Regions from separate parts of the Homo sapiens genome. Here all the other regions are linked to region 1. A link is a loop called in an ENCODE intact Hi-C map of the cell type or tissue named here. Cell type or tissue: endothelial cell of umbilical vein. All regions are shown on one strand. Region 1 holds the start of LOC105372923 (a long non-coding RNA gene). Region 2 overlaps GPATCH2 (G-patch domain containing 2). Region 3 overlaps LOC124904512 (a long non-coding RNA gene).

The links. A loop is a pair of places that touch in the nucleus more often than their neighbours do. Peaks named below come from ENCODE experiments on the same cell type or tissue, not always from the same donor. Only the 100,000 strongest peaks of a DNase experiment are listed, where the experiment ranks them.
Region 2: a loop joins it to region 1, with 2.9 times the contacts of the local background. A loop is called at or near these places in 3 of 110 quality-filtered maps.
Region 3: a loop joins it to region 1, with 3 times the contacts of the local background. A loop is called at or near these places in 7 of 110 quality-filtered maps.

What each region holds. Positions count from the first base shown.
Region 1 is chr1:218,162,027-218,167,026 of GRCh38, reverse strand. LOC105372923 (a long non-coding RNA gene) reads right to left here and starts at 1,970. Exons shown (of 3, transcript XR_001738467.2): 1 at 1,785-1,970; 2 at 298-405. In endothelial cell of umbilical vein, no CTCF peak of the experiment used is centred here; no DNase peak of the experiment used is centred here; H3K4me3 peaks cover 1,690 bases; H3K27me3 peaks cover 2,975 bases.
Region 2 is chr1:217,422,937-217,427,936 of GRCh38, reverse strand. It overlaps GPATCH2 (G-patch domain containing 2), which reads left to right. Exons shown (of 10, transcript NM_018040.5): 10 at 1-945. Among named protein-coding and RNA genes, the nearest start is that of GPATCH2, 210 kb to the left of the region's middle. In endothelial cell of umbilical vein, no CTCF peak of the experiment used is centred here; no DNase peak of the experiment used is centred here.
Region 3 is chr1:216,747,307-216,752,306 of GRCh38, reverse strand. The region is part of intron 1 of LOC124904512 (a long non-coding RNA gene); the gene reads left to right. It also overlaps a transcript of ESRRG not described here. Among named protein-coding and RNA genes, the nearest start is that of ESRRG, 26 kb to the right of the region's middle. In endothelial cell of umbilical vein, a CTCF peak has its summit at 2,085 (motif pointing left); no DNase peak of the experiment used is centred here.

The DNA of each region.
Region 1 (5,000 bases):
AAATGTCCTTAGAAAAAATAATAGAAAAGACTTAAAAATAAATCTGGAAAGACTGGCATTACAATAAGCTTTTCGTTAACTAAAATAATTTATTCACTACGTTTTTATTTTCAATATTTTGTTGAAACAGAAGGCATTTATATATGTACTCTTGTTACTCTTGTAGAAAAGAGATTCCCCCCTTTTTCAAGCATAATGAATGTACTGAAATCACTCTCCCGTCACTTATATAATTGCAACCATTAATAAACATTTGTGTGGCAATATTACCAAGCAGCACCTAAAGTAAATACATACTTTACGAATTCTGGATTATGTTCTCAATTTGCACTCCATTTCCTTTTTCCACTTGGTTATATTTCCCTCACTTCCCTTGTTTATTTTCATAATCACACCTTCCCCGACCTGTCCAAAGAACCATAGTGGTTACAGTAAAAAACACTGTACAGAAACATTTTCTACAGCCAGTTTATGAGAGTATTGATTCATTTTGGATACTTTTTCTTGCCACTCTACTGCTTTTCTGCCATTCTCACACGTGCTCCTTATCCAGGGCACTTACATGAACTCCCCTCCTCTCTCTGCTGATTTCATCGTCCCCCCCACCCACCATCAAACATTAAACCCCTTGAAGGACTACTCCCAAATCTCATTCTGTAACTGGATACATTAATTTTAAAAACTGGGTTTCTCGTGAAAGTTGGCTTTGTGATTAGGTGTCTTAGAAAATTCTTTGCACTGGGAAACGGACTATATGGGAATTTCCTTATGTTTTCTTTTTCTCTCCCCACAATGCCACATAAGGTGCGATTCAATATTTTTGATAACTTTAAGGGCAAATAATATTTCATGTTAATTCCTATTTCCTGAACAGAATTTTAAAGCAAAATAATATGCAGACAGTAACCCCCCAAAGATGGTTTAAAATTTTTTTCTCATTTGCATAGCAAGATTTAATTTTCATCCCTTAAATATGACGAATTGCTGAGATTTTCTCCAGTTAATGCTTTTAACAGCTCCCAATAAACTTCATTAATCAGGCAAGCTCGAGGCCCAATGTGTAGCCTGCAAGCAGCTAATTTGCTTGATGAGACCCCGACTTCAGTGAATAAACAGGTGTATAATCTGAGGGCTTTATGGCCTTAATTACAGTCTAATCAGTTCAGCGGTTGGCGGGCAAAAGAGAAAGAAAAAATGGTGGGGGTGCGGGGGGAGCTCAAAGCCACTTTTCCTAAAATAGGCGACATGTCCTCTTTCTTAATACACCTCAACGACTAATCTTCAGTTTCTTCTCCCCGTCTATTTCCTCCTTCCCGTCCTCTGGCTGTTTCTCCTCGGCCTTCCCTCCGCTTAACCTCTGCGTTCCCGCTCCTCCTTTCTCGCCGTCTTGGCGTCTCCCCGGGAAGCGCTCCGCTCCCGGGCTCGGGCTCGCACCTCCGCGATCCCGGTTTCTACCGTTCCTCGGGCGGCGGGGTCACTTTGCTCCCCCTCTTGTTGGCGTCCCCCCTTCCTCCCCTCTCTTCTAGCCCTCTCCGCTCCCCCCGGCATGTCCCGCCCCCGCTCCCCGCTGCACATCCTCCCTGTCACCCGTGGGCCGCCTGACAAATCACTTCAAGGGCAGCCGAACTTTGAAGGACAAGACAAAGCTCCGGCATATGGTCCGATCCCCAGATGTTTGTCTTTCTTCTGCCGCAGCCCCCCACCTCCCCCTGCCCGGGGTTCGTCGGCAACCCAGCTCAGCACTTCCTTCTCCTTGCGCCCCGCGCCGCTCCCCGCTCCCCCACCTCCAAGTTCCCCGCCGAGGGGGAAGTCGCTTAATTTTCCTCTACGGCTTTTGTTTCGCCGGCCTCCCTCTCTAGCCGATTAGTGGGGGGCAAGGCGAGGTTCCTTTAACCTAACGAGGTCTGTGGAACTCCGCCGTGAGAGTCTCCCGGTCGGCTCCCGGGACGTGGGGTGCGGAGAGGCCGCGACGCGGCGGGACAGGGCAAGGCCCCGGCGAGGTGCCGTCCCGAGACGCCGTTCGCGTCCCCGCTGGGGCGCGGGCTGGGGCCGCTCTGGGTCCCGGCGCCGCCCGGGACTGGAGGGCGCGCAGCGGGTCGGCGGCTCTTCGGCTTCCCTACCCGCTCACTCGGGGGCGCACTGGCACCCCCAGGCCCCGGCCGCGGAGGAGCGAGCCTCCCTCGCCCCGCAGCGCGACTCCGACTGGGAAGCCGCGGCAGGGGTGATGGAGGAGACACCCCCCGTTTGGGCGGAGGGAAGCCGCCGCACCCCGGGCAGCGGGGAGGGGTCCGGCGCTGCGCGAGCAGGGTTGGCCCTGCTCGACCTGGGACCCCTGCTGGGTAAAGTGCGGAACAGGACGGGGAGGAGGGAGCGACCCGCGCCGGGCCAGGCGAGGGCGGACTGGAAGCAGCGGGGCTCACGCGGGAGCGCCTCAAGGCTCTAGACCATAAGCCGAGCCCTACCGCCTCGGTGATGAGCCCGCACCTCTTCCCTATTTCGGACCGGCCAGACCTCCCACCCAGTCTTCTCGGTCCTGCTGATGACCCGTTGCTGACTAAAACTGTTTTGGGTCTAGAGGGTCGCGCACGTCTGGCCACCACAGCTTTGGGGCGAAGGAATTGGGTTTCACTTAGTCAAACTGCCCCGCGATTTACTTTCTTCCTTCCCCTCAACCTGCATCCCCTTAGCGGTGATTGATCCGTAAGAGCCCAGAGAAAGTCACTCCCCCCGCTTCTTAATCAGCTGCCTCTATCTATTTATAACCACACAACTTTGCTGGCGGTAGGTCAACAAAGGCGTGGAGAGCGGCGGAGAGTCTCCGCAGTGCAAACAATGAAATAAACGGGACGTGTCTGTTTGCATATACGTTACCCGGTGAAATCCGATTGTCCTAGGACAAACCAGCGCTCAAAGGCTGCAGTCATTTTATTTCTCCGTAATTTTATTTGCCTACATTTAAGGAAGTAGAAGGTACTAATCCTGCACGGCAAAAATAGAAGGGCATCCGGTAAACAGTCTACTCTCTTCCACGAAATGTTTTAGAAGTCTGAGCATGTGATGATGTCCTGTACAGTGAATTCTGGTTCTGACAAAAATGCAAATTCTAACCCGAGAAACTGAGTTTACATATTCAGATGTTGTTTTTATTGTTACCGTTCCCTCCCCCGACCCCACACCCTAGGTGGGGAGAGTTTTGGAGTTTTTACTTTTTGTTTAGTCCCTACTGTCACCATTCTTTAATAGATAATGTTATTTTTTAAATAAAAGTAATTAGTCATTTTAGAAACGCAGACTCGAATTATGTGAACAAAGTGCACAATAAAATATGTTATCAATATTTTTACTGGTGTAATGGAAAAATATATCCTACGCAGAAGGATTAACTCGAATAAAATATTGACTACTGTAAAATAGAAACTTCATGGTTTCACCACATATATTTTCGGTAAGTGGCTGAATCAGCAGAAAATTATTTAAAACTACACTACAGTTACAATGTCTTAAAAACAGATTATGGCACTACCTCAAACCATGTAAATAACTAGATCGTCATAGTAAAACAGAGGTTTCCAAAAAACATCAGGAAGAACTTAGAAAATTAAAAAGTATTTTTTTTCGCTGCTGTCCTCAAATAAGTTAGGTAGGTTCTACAGTCTTTGTGGACAATAGGTGAGCCTGGACCTTTTGTTCTTTGTGTGTGTGTGATCATAAAGGAACAAATGTCTGTTTTGCGACTAGAGAATCAGGCATCTCCAAAAGAATAGCCATGCTCAGCATCCTCTGCTTATCTAAACTAAATTACAGCTTAATAATATTGCATCCTGTGCTACCCGGATGCTCTCACACACCTGAGTGGACCAGGGCATTTTACTGCCTAATTTCTCTTTTGTGTTATGTCTTGATAATTAAAATGCATTATTCCTTCTTTTTCAAAATACAATAGGAATCCCTCATCTCCTGCCCCCAAGTTCTGAAAATTCTCAGACCGGCCCTGGAGAAATACAAATGCACAAAGCGACAGGCGAAGCAGGCCCTGTGTTCAGCACTCAATCATTTCCTGTCACAGGTGCAGCCTCTATGCATTATCCTGCCATGATTGATAGAGTGGGTTTGTGCAGACCAGGGGAGCTGGGGAGGCTCAGATGGGGTCCTGTCATTTGGGCTCCATTTCATACTACCTGTAGGGAAAAGGAAATGCTTTGCAGGGATTGGCTGTTTAGTGAGTTTTAAATTTTAGTTTCTCATATATAATAGAAAGGTCATATTTTCTAAAAGTTAACTATATCTTTAAGCTTTATCTTAGAGACAACTTCATTCTGGGAAAAACAAAACAGCCAATGGTAACGCAATAGATTTCATTTCATTTAGAGTTGATATGTTACAGAAGTACACCCACAACCTAATTTCCCATAATTACATTAAGTATGTAGAGTTATTTCCTTAAATCTTAGTCTTTAAACAGAAGAAAACCAAAACATTTTTGGTTTATACCCATATTGAGATTGATTTCTATATAACAAGGCTAAAAAATGCACTTACATCATTGCAAAGCACTTTACTACACGACAAATTTTGTTTTGTTATTGTCATTCAATAATACACTAAACATACAGAATACAATACAAAATAAAGCAGAAATATTTATCGTGTTAGATTGTGGCTATTTTTCATTTTAGCTGAGGACCAGATTTTTGAGTTAGCTGTTGCTATGATCAGTCAAGATCTTAACTAATTAATGTAAGATCAAAGTTGGCAACCATCTCACCAGTGTTATGTAAAACTGTAAAATCCTCTAGGTCCTTCATTTCTTTTTGAAATGGCTAAAGGCAAAATGATTTGCATAAGGAGGTCTCAGATTTTAAGATGTAAAACTTCTTTCATTGGGATTATTAAGTGGCTTTCAATGATATCCACAGATGTTCATGCACCCACTGCAATGCTTTAATATTTTTCCTTGTGGTTTTTACATACAGCCTGATAGATTGTTTAAAATGATAGGA
Region 2 (5,000 bases), 740 kb after region 1:
TCAAACAGAAGTTAACACAGTAGGGGTAAAGATATACATAATGTGTACCTATAGGTGTATTTATAATGCCTGTGTGCAGTATACAGACATAATTACAAAATACTGCATTTTATTAATGTTTATTTTAATATTGAGAATTGGCATTCTTGTAAATTGAACTGACAATTGCTTCTATTCAGTACACTTTATTTTGAGCAGATATTTCCGAAAAGAGAAAAAATCACTGTTGACATGCTTTTTAAAACTGTTTTCACCTGTATTTTGTCTTTCAAAAAGAAAAGTGATCTAAGTTGGCATTGTAAAGAAATTGTTAGCAAAGAATATTTTTTTTTATTTTTTCTTTTGGTAGAAAGTCATGTTAATAGTACAACAAAGAATCAAAGAATAAAACATAATGTTTAAGAACATTATTTATAAGTAGTCATTGTCTTTGTGCTTTAAATGTTTCCCTTTTACCTTAGAGTTATTTTTTAAAAGTTGAAAGTACTTTAAAAATTGGTTTAAATGAGTACCCATTGACAATTATCATTTAATAGTGCAGTTAAGTTCAGCGAAAAATTTCAATATCTCAAAAAAATTAGAGAAAAATATTGGTAAATGTATTTGATTCACAAATGTATTCATAGCCGATTGTGAGCTGCTCTACCACATTTTCCTGTTTTTATTGTTTCTGTGAAGCTTGATTAGACTAACTTGCTTAAGGTCTCTTTCCCCTCAAGGATTCTGTGATTCTAATGTAACAAGGTACACACGCTCTCTCTGACCACTTAAAGTATCAGAGTTCAAATCTGTTACAATCACTCCATTTCCTTTTGGAAAGTTGTGCCTCTCATAAAGCTGCTTGGACATTTTAAGTGTTTTGTAATATGCATTGAAGTGTTGAGTTTTGTTTGCTGTAAGAGGCATTTCACTATGTTGATTAAACTTATCTTTTCTCCCAAAAAACTGAGTAAAGTTGTCAAAATAAGTAGGGTTTTTTTTTTTCATGCAATAGGTATTAAATACTCATTTATTTAACAGGCTTGTAGTAACATATACTCAACTGGCAAGCGGACCATAAAGGCTCCTTCTGCTGGGTTCCTACTAAGCAAAGACTCATTACTTTACACACCTGACACTTTAAGTAGATCCAGATTTGTCTCCAGCGAGTCAGTGCCATTAACTGCCAGGAGTATGATCTACTATTGCCACTTTTAGTTTTATCTGTACATTAGAGTTGTCTCCTGTCTTTGAATTGTCAGACAGTTTAAATCATTCTCAGATCCACATACTTCCCTCCTGTTGCAATATCAGAATGTCCTGTGTTTGTTTCTTAATTTTTCAAGGCTGAAGTAAGGTTAAAATTGAGGGCTATTTTTTGTGTTTCTTTTTTTTTTTCTTTTAGTTTGAACTTTCAAGATAAATTGCTAGTATTTTAGGAGTGTGTATAATGCTTGATTTTCCAGCTGTAAGACTAGAGATAAAAGTATATTACAATAGTATCCCAAATAAAACAGCCAAAACTATCTTCTGTCTGTTTGCATCTTCCTATTTCTAAAAAAAAAGTTTCTTTCTTTCTAAAATCAATATTCTTCAATAAAAATAGAAAGACTGAGAAATAGTATACTAACTCAATATATGCTTTTCAAATCCAAACAAATTCTTCCATCACTTATTGAAGTTAATTTCTTCAAATGCCAGGATTTCATATGTATGACATGCAAATGATTTAGCGAAGAAAAAAACAACTAAAGTTCTGTTAGATGACTGACAAATCTGGGATTCTAAAGTGTCTCATTGATGGCTGTAATTCATTATGGAAACAGTATAGATGATCCACATTGCATATACGAGGCATGAAATTCATAAAATAATTTTTAGATGGTTGTGAAGCACTTGGGGAATATATATTAAAAGTTTGAAATTTATAATGTGAAAAATCACAATATTTCTAATACACTGGCCACAGCGTTGTTACGTTCTCAGCAATAAGTACAGTGGCCTGTAATCTGTAAGGCTAGATTCTTGATCGTCCCACATCTTTATATGCCTGTCCTTTTATTGTACCTCTTCTAATTCCTTTGCTGTTTTTCTAAACACACATCTTAGTCTACTTCACATGTTTTAATATTACAAGACAGTCTTCCAAAAGGAGGGAACAATTGCCAAGCACATGGGAAAGCAGCATGTTTTGACTCCCACGCCATTGTATTTCTCCATTAAGTCCCTTAACAACTCAGCTAGAAACAAGCGGCAGATTTTTTTCCCTGACTCAGTGAGTAATTGTCTGCACTGCAGTGACAGATGTGCAATATAGCAGCTTCTTCAGGAAAAAATTAACAGTTTATCCAGCATGTCAGCTCGCTCTTTTTAGTGCTTGGGAGGTCTTGGCCCCATTATGGATGATTTAAAAATTGAGGCAAGCAAAGACCAGCTGCCTGCACTGAAAGCTTTCGTTAGTCGGCCTCATCTGCATTCCAGGACTCACTTACATCCAGAAATTGGTGGAGCCCCTCTGGCCACAAGATGAGTATGGGCTGACAATGCCTTGATTTGTTGAGAGAGAGAATAAATGGGTTTTTGAGAAGATGAGGAAATATCACCATTACTGGCCAATTTACAGCATTTTATCTGTTCTTCAAACATGTCACTTTTGTTATTGTTGCATGGTAATTACATAGTGAAATGGAAAGAAAACAAATTCTGGTTACGTATTCAGATGGATTGCAAAATCATATAATCCTGATAAATGCCCATTTATGATACACATGGATGAAAGGTTCATTTTAATTTTGAATGGCTAGCTCAGCCATAAATAGGATATAGGATTAAATTCCAGAGAATCTGATTACATCAAAGCAAACAGTCTTTCTCTTTACTTCTTCAGATTCAGGGAGATACCATGAGGCATTTTCACAAACAGGATTTTCCTGAGACAATACAAAAAGTGAATTCAGAAGTGCATTTTCCAAAGAATAACTCGCAGTGAAGCCCAAGAGAGATCTTGTTCTGGGGATCGGTTGGCCTTAAAGGCTTCTCAAGAAGCCGGTGGACCAAAAGATTCAGTGTGCCAAAAGACTTCCACCTTGGAGGAATCGCCCAATTTTTTGAAGCTCACATTCCTGGTTGCTTCCCAAATCTCACCAAATATTTGGAGAGTAGAAATCAAATGCTTTTCCTTGTGTTCCTCTTTGGAAGATTATTTCTCCCCCATTCCCAAGCCAGTTATAGTAAAAGAATGTGGAAGTTTAGCTGATCATGAAAAGCTCAGAGATGCACAGGAACAAGGGGGAGCGGCACCCCAGGGCTACTACTTAAAATGTCAGGTGTGGAAAGTAATGAGTCTCTGCTTAGTAGGAATCAAGCAGAAAGAGTCTTCATGGTCCACTTATCAGGTGGGTATATATTACTGCAAGCCTGTGAAACAAAAGAGTATTTAGTACCTATTTGCTCCCAATTTTGCTGTGGCAGGGAAAAGGGGATAGAAGAGGTACATTAGCACTTAACTGCTTTGGGCTGGGGTGGGAGGTCAGGGAGTGGTGAGAGACATGAGGTCACTTCTGTTCATGACCTGTTGGTCAGAATTGCCCACACGGGCCCAGCTGAATTGCAGAGAAGCTGTAGATAGTAGGGGAGCATGTGGATATTTGGTGAGGACTAATTCTGACATATAAACTTGATAGGAAGCATCCAGACTGAAATATCAGGCTGGGCACGGTGGCTCATGCCTGTAATCCCAGCACTTTGGGAGGCCGAGGTGGGTGGATCACCTGAGGTCAGGAGTTAGACACCAGCCTGACCAACATGGAGAAACGCTGTCTATACTAAAAATACAAAAATTAGCTGGGTGTGGTGGCGCATGCCTGTAATCCCAGCTACTTGGGAGGCTGAGGCAGGAGAATTGCTTGAACCCAGGAGGCAGAGGTTGCAGTGAGCCAAGATTGCGCCATTGCACTCCAGGCTGGGCAACAAGAGCAAAACTCCGTCTCAAAAAAAAAAAAAAAAAAAGAAATATTGAAGCAGCCTATACCATATTTCATTGAATCTAAGATGCCATTGATTTTAAGATGCACCTCAATTTTATGTACCATTTAGAAAGAGAGGAAAACTACCAAATTGCAGTGCACCACCCATGACGACAATGTATCCCAATTTCGGCTTTCTGGGGAGAGAGGGTTGGAGAAAAATGTTTATGTATTTTTACTTCCCTAAAGATCCCAATGAAGGCTGGCCACTGTGGCTTATGCCTGTAATCCTAATACTTGGGGAGGTAGAAGCAGGCAGATTACTTGAGGTCAGGAGTTCGAGACCAGCCTGAACAACATGGTGAAATCTCTTCTCTACTAATAAAAATAGAAAATTAGCCAGGGGTGGTGGTACATGCCTGTAATCCCAGCTACTTGGGAGACTGAGGCACAAGAATCGCTTGACCCCGGGAGGTAGAGGTTGCAATGAGCCGAGATCATGCCACTGCACTCCAGCCTGGGCAACAGAGAGAGACCCTGTCTCAAAACAAAAAAAATAAATAAAAATAAAAATAAAAAATCCCAATGAAGATAGTCATAATAAACAGTCTTCTTAATTTCATAGCTGCCCCCACCGTGGGCACACCCTTAATAATAAACTTCTGCTGTGGCTCCAAATGATACTAGGTTTTAAAAATTACATTTGACTAGAACCTATAAACAGTAAAAGTACAGAATTTAACTACCTGCCACTCAGTGACTAATTTCTCACTAGAGCTGACTGCAAGTCACTCAGGAAACATCAGCCATGCCCACCAAGGCCTTTGAAACCTACCAAGCTCTCCCTTGCATATGCTACTGATCGCTGAGAACCATGAAGGAAGACACCGAACCCAGTGCCCAGCTCCAGTGGAGAATAGAGTTGTCCCAGGACTCTAAGAATAGCTAATGTTTTAACAGTTTCCTCAGATATGCTGTTTATTACAGATGCTCAGGTTGAAACTCTATCTTTTCACAGTCATTTTGGGAGTATATTCTAGAACAGTGTCTACCAGT
Region 3 (5,000 bases), 1.4 Mb after region 1:
TGGAAATGAAATGTATCTGAAATTTCTTATACAGCTAGAAAGCAGAGAAAAGCGGAATCTGCTCTCTTGCTATTGAAGCAAAGGAAAAATTGTACATTTTTTTTACTGGATTTTTTACAAAAATACTTAACTCTTTTACATCTCAGTTTCCCAATCTGTTAAATGGGAATAATAGCCCTTCCAAGTGCTTGAATATTCTAGGTTTAAAAGGCCAAGTGAGCTTAGAATGAAAACATCTATTTTCTTTCAGTGCTGTGGCTAAGGACGCCTTGAAGTAACCAAGCCACAGAGCAAGGATGATGGCCTTTATCGTGTAGAGAGTGGACGACCAGATGGCAGAGCCCATTCTACATAATGACTCTCACTCTGGTGGTTTGTAATTTATGAAGTAGCCTTCTAATCAAAGGCGCTGTTGGCTGCCAGAGAGCTCAGCCACAGCATGGAAATAGCTTCTTCCAAAAAGAAAAAAATATATATATCAGCTGAATATTCTTCCATCTAATACGATAAACAGTCTAAAACACAAGAAAGGTTATCACCAATGATTCTGATTTTTATTTTGTAAACCTTGAGGAAAGAAGCGAAGGGACAGGTTATCTAGGGAGGCCTTTTCCCTTGACTTTATCAGGGAAGAAACAGGAACTATTCTAGCCATCTTGTGTCTTTTGGGTCTACTGGTGGCTCCCAGGCCCTGATGCCTAAGCAGGGAGGAAAAAAAGGGAAAAGAATAAAGGGAGTGGAGGGGCAGGCAGTGAAAGGGCAGATGAAAGGGACAGGAGAGAAATGATGAAAGGGGTTTGCACAGCTGGGCTGAGGCAAAATACCCCCCACCAAATGTCAGTGGTTGCTCAGAGACATCAAAAAGGCACTGGAGGAATTTCTCTAATTTCCATAACCAAAGTTAAAATAAATCAGAAGTATGATGAATATGGTAATAATTCTGCAACCTCTTCTCACAGTCCCTAAGATTTTGTCCCTTCATCTCTTTTGCTGTGACTAGCATTTCTATTGTTCATGATCCCAGTTCTTTCTCTAATATGACAACAGCCTCACTAATCTAGCTATAGCTGAAGTCATAGTTTCCAAAGAACTTCACTTGATTTAGAGACATACACTGCCCCATTTTCTCTTAAGCGTGTAAGGAGACTAAGAATAACCCATCCACTACTTGGTGTTGGGTACATTTTCAATCTGGCATGCCAAAATTCCCAACTCCAGGGTGAGAAATAAATCTGTTTCTTTGAATAGCAATGAGAAAGATGGGTAAGCATTTTAAAAGGGTAGATGATGAGAGCGGGTAGCAGTGCTAAATGGAATTTTATGTTCTTATGAACCATTCAGTATAAAATGATAGGGTGTTTTCTGATTAGGTGATTTTAACTTTTATGGTGAGAAAATGGTTAAACACAGAGCACTCTCCTAAGGTATTTCTTATGAAGCCTTTTCTTCTTTACTGAAAGCACATCAGGGAAATGGATGATGCATCTCATTTGATTCAAGTGAAACAGTTTAAATTGTTATGGCTTTGAGTTTTTTTTTAAAAAAAGGTAAATAACTCTCTTTAGTGAAGAACTGTATCACAGTATGTTCTTCTTCGGGTGGTGGCCTGGTGCCTATCAATGTATTAATTTGTGACATTTGATAAATACATGCCACTGGACAGTAGGTTGTCAGGACATATATTTATAAAGGGTCCTAGCCTATAGAGTTTTCATTTTTAAGCCAAGATCCTAGCAAGTAGCATCATCTCTGAATGAATTGTATTTAAATAGGGTTAGAAAGAAGATCAGTAAGGTAAGAAGATATGCTTTAAGAACAGCCATTCATAATCAGAAAAGCCAGGAGATATTTTTTTAAAAGACCACAAACTATTAACTGAAGAACAGCTTTTTAATGCAGAGCTTTGAAAACTGGACATAGAATATCAACTAATAGAGAAAGAAAAGAGGTAGCTTTCTTAGGAGAGAGAAAGTCTATCACAAATGGAATGTGGTACTGAGAGGTTGGCTAGCTGGAAGGCAAGCCACAAGTAGAAGAGTGATTTTGTTCTCTCCGAGGCGATGTCTGCCAGATTAGAAGCATCAGTGCCCTCTATTGTTCACAGGAGAACTGCAGAATTGCCTGAGAACACAGGCCAGGCATTTTTTGCCTTGTAAACAGACTTCTCTACAAACTGCAATGGATGATAATCAATAAAGCTGAAGGAAGGGAGGGAGGAACGAAGAAAGGAAGGAAGGAAGGTTGGTTGATTCATTTGTGGTCCTCTTTGTAATGTTTGAGCACTATTGTCCAAATGCTTAAAACATGAAATCTTTAAAATGTTTTTCCTAGACTAGCTATTTGAGTTTATTAACATAAGACATATTCCTCAGAAAAAAGGTGCAATTTACATTTAGTGATAGATGGGGATAAAGTTTATGATGCAAAAATTCTTCTGTTAACTTCATTATACTTATTTTTTGTTTGTTTTGATAAACCTCTATTTGCCAATTAGCATTTGACTAACTTAGGTAGAAAAATGCTGATATTAATATCTAGTTTTCTCCTTTGCGTAATTATACTTCCCAGTAATGATTTCGATCTGTCATCATCATGGAAAATATGGGGACTGGAAACTTTTTTAAAGCTAAAATAATATTAAAAATAGCATTGCTCAGCTATGTGTTTTACCAAATTAAAGATTACTGCAGGAATGACAACTTCATTCAAGCAAATCATTTGGAATTACATTAAACAGCTGCTGTTAAACAGCTGACGACAAAAGAGACCATTTTGATCTCCACAGCACAGGGAATCTAGCAGGGCGCTCCCTGCATGGGGTTATGAAGAACATTGTGCTCCTGTGGACCCACACACAGCGTATTCCCTATCGCGCTTGTTGCCAAACACTGGGCTCTCTAATCACTTTGTATTCAGTCAGAGATCCAGGAAGTCCAAATCCAGCCAGACAAATGCAGAACAGCTTAGCAGAAGCAGCTTTAACAGGTGCCGTCGGTATGGTCTTAGGGAACCTGAGAGACACGACAAACCATGGGGAGCATTGGTCATTGGTGTCAGTTTGCCCAGCGCACTGGATGGCACCAGTCACTGAACAGCAGTTTGCCACAGAGACCAGTTAATTGATCCTTAAGTGATGGCATAACAGTGCAAAAAAAAAAATATTTAGACACCTTAACTGTGCAAGTTCCCAGCAAACAGGCTGCTGCTGGGTCTCTTGCCTGCTCTCCCTGCTCCTTATAGTGCTAGAAAGAGAATGGACTGGAATAAAGAGCATGGAGCCATGACAAATTAAAAGGGATGGATGAGAGATTTGATTTAAGCAGGTGTTGTCTTTCTACGTCGACCGTAGGCAACTGAAGATTGCCACCCCATAAGCATAGACTCAAATGGATGGGCCCCTCCCCAGCTCTGTGCCTGTCTATAAGGGTATGTGGTGCCCCCAAGGAGACCACACTCACATACCATGTTTTGAGATTATTTCTAGATGGAGACAACCACTGCACTCAGATGTGAACTTGCTTTCTGTGCGTCGTCTGCCTCAATAACAGCACTTGATTTAAGTGAGTTTGAAAAAGTTGGCTGGCCTGACAACATCCTTCCAGATTCTGTCACTTTATAAACACAGGGATGACTTATATTCCCCACAAAAAAATCAGAATTTGTGTATTGGCAAAATGTTCATGAACTTACTTGTGTAACTTGAGCAAACACAAGAGAAATAAGAGGTTTCTGTGTGTTCAGATACAGCAAGTTGCAGAAGAAATTTGAAAAATCTGCATTAAGGTGGACAACAGCCTGTATAAATAGTTCTATTAATATTTAGACTCTTGGCTTGGTACTGATAGTAAAAGGGAGAGAGAGAGAGGGAGAGAAAGCAAGGCCACATTTTAAATTATTTGGAATTTCTGGCAAAGTGTTTGCTTCTGCAGTTGGGAAAACATTTGACTTTCTTGTATGTTTTTCTTATTCTGCTACTACTGCATTAAAAAAATGGGGTCCCAGACAGATTAGAGTAGCTAGGCATTCTGGTGCCACAAAATGTCCATTTCCATTCCGTCTGGGTAGCATGGATTAACTAGTGTGATACTTGTAACCTGTTCTGAGCAAGTGTGGATCTAGGCTATACATTGACAAGTGAATTGAGAGTCCACTGCTTATGAGGGATTCCAGCTTTACCCTCTGCTTCCAAAGCTTCTTATTTTCTAAACTTTATTTGTAAATCAATAATTACATCCCAATATAGTCCTATCTGAATGCCCTACATTTTAAGAGTAATAACTCTATTTCAATAGTATCTTTTATTAAAGTTCATGTTACTGACATCATAGAATTAACCTTTATACAATCACCTTTCTAGTTCATTTGCAAGAAACTAAAGCAAAATGGAGTTGATAGAATAAGCAACATTATAGGCAAAATGAGGGAGGAAACCTACTGGATTTTATTAATTATATCTTAGCCTCCTGAGCACTGTTGTTTTTTGAATTATGCCACATACTGTTTTCATAGATTAATAATATTTTAAGGTTTGAATAGACTTTGTATAAATTAGTCCTTTTTTCTCACAGTAAAGTTGGTAGGCTGAGGCCTAAAATGATTGAACGTTTCGCTCAAAGTCCACAAATTGCTCACAGCAGAACCAGAATTATACCAGTAAGTATTTTGGTATTAAGTGTTTATGGATTATTTGATAAAAATCATCATAACTATTTTGGAAGGAAATGCAATCATTGTGGGCCATATACCCAGTTGCTCTACCTTCCTGTGTCTGGGATATCCAGAGAAATCAGAGAGAAGCTGTGTTGCTGGGCATAGGGGTAGGGGAGAGGGATTTCACCCAATCTATCATTATATCCTTGTGATGCTATAAAGGACCTGTGCAGAGGAACAGAGCCATATGAATGATATTGTGAGGACCTAGCACGTGAGACAAAGAGGTATATGAACACTGACATTATTCCCATCATATGGTATTGCCATAGAGTGAGGCAGAAGAATAA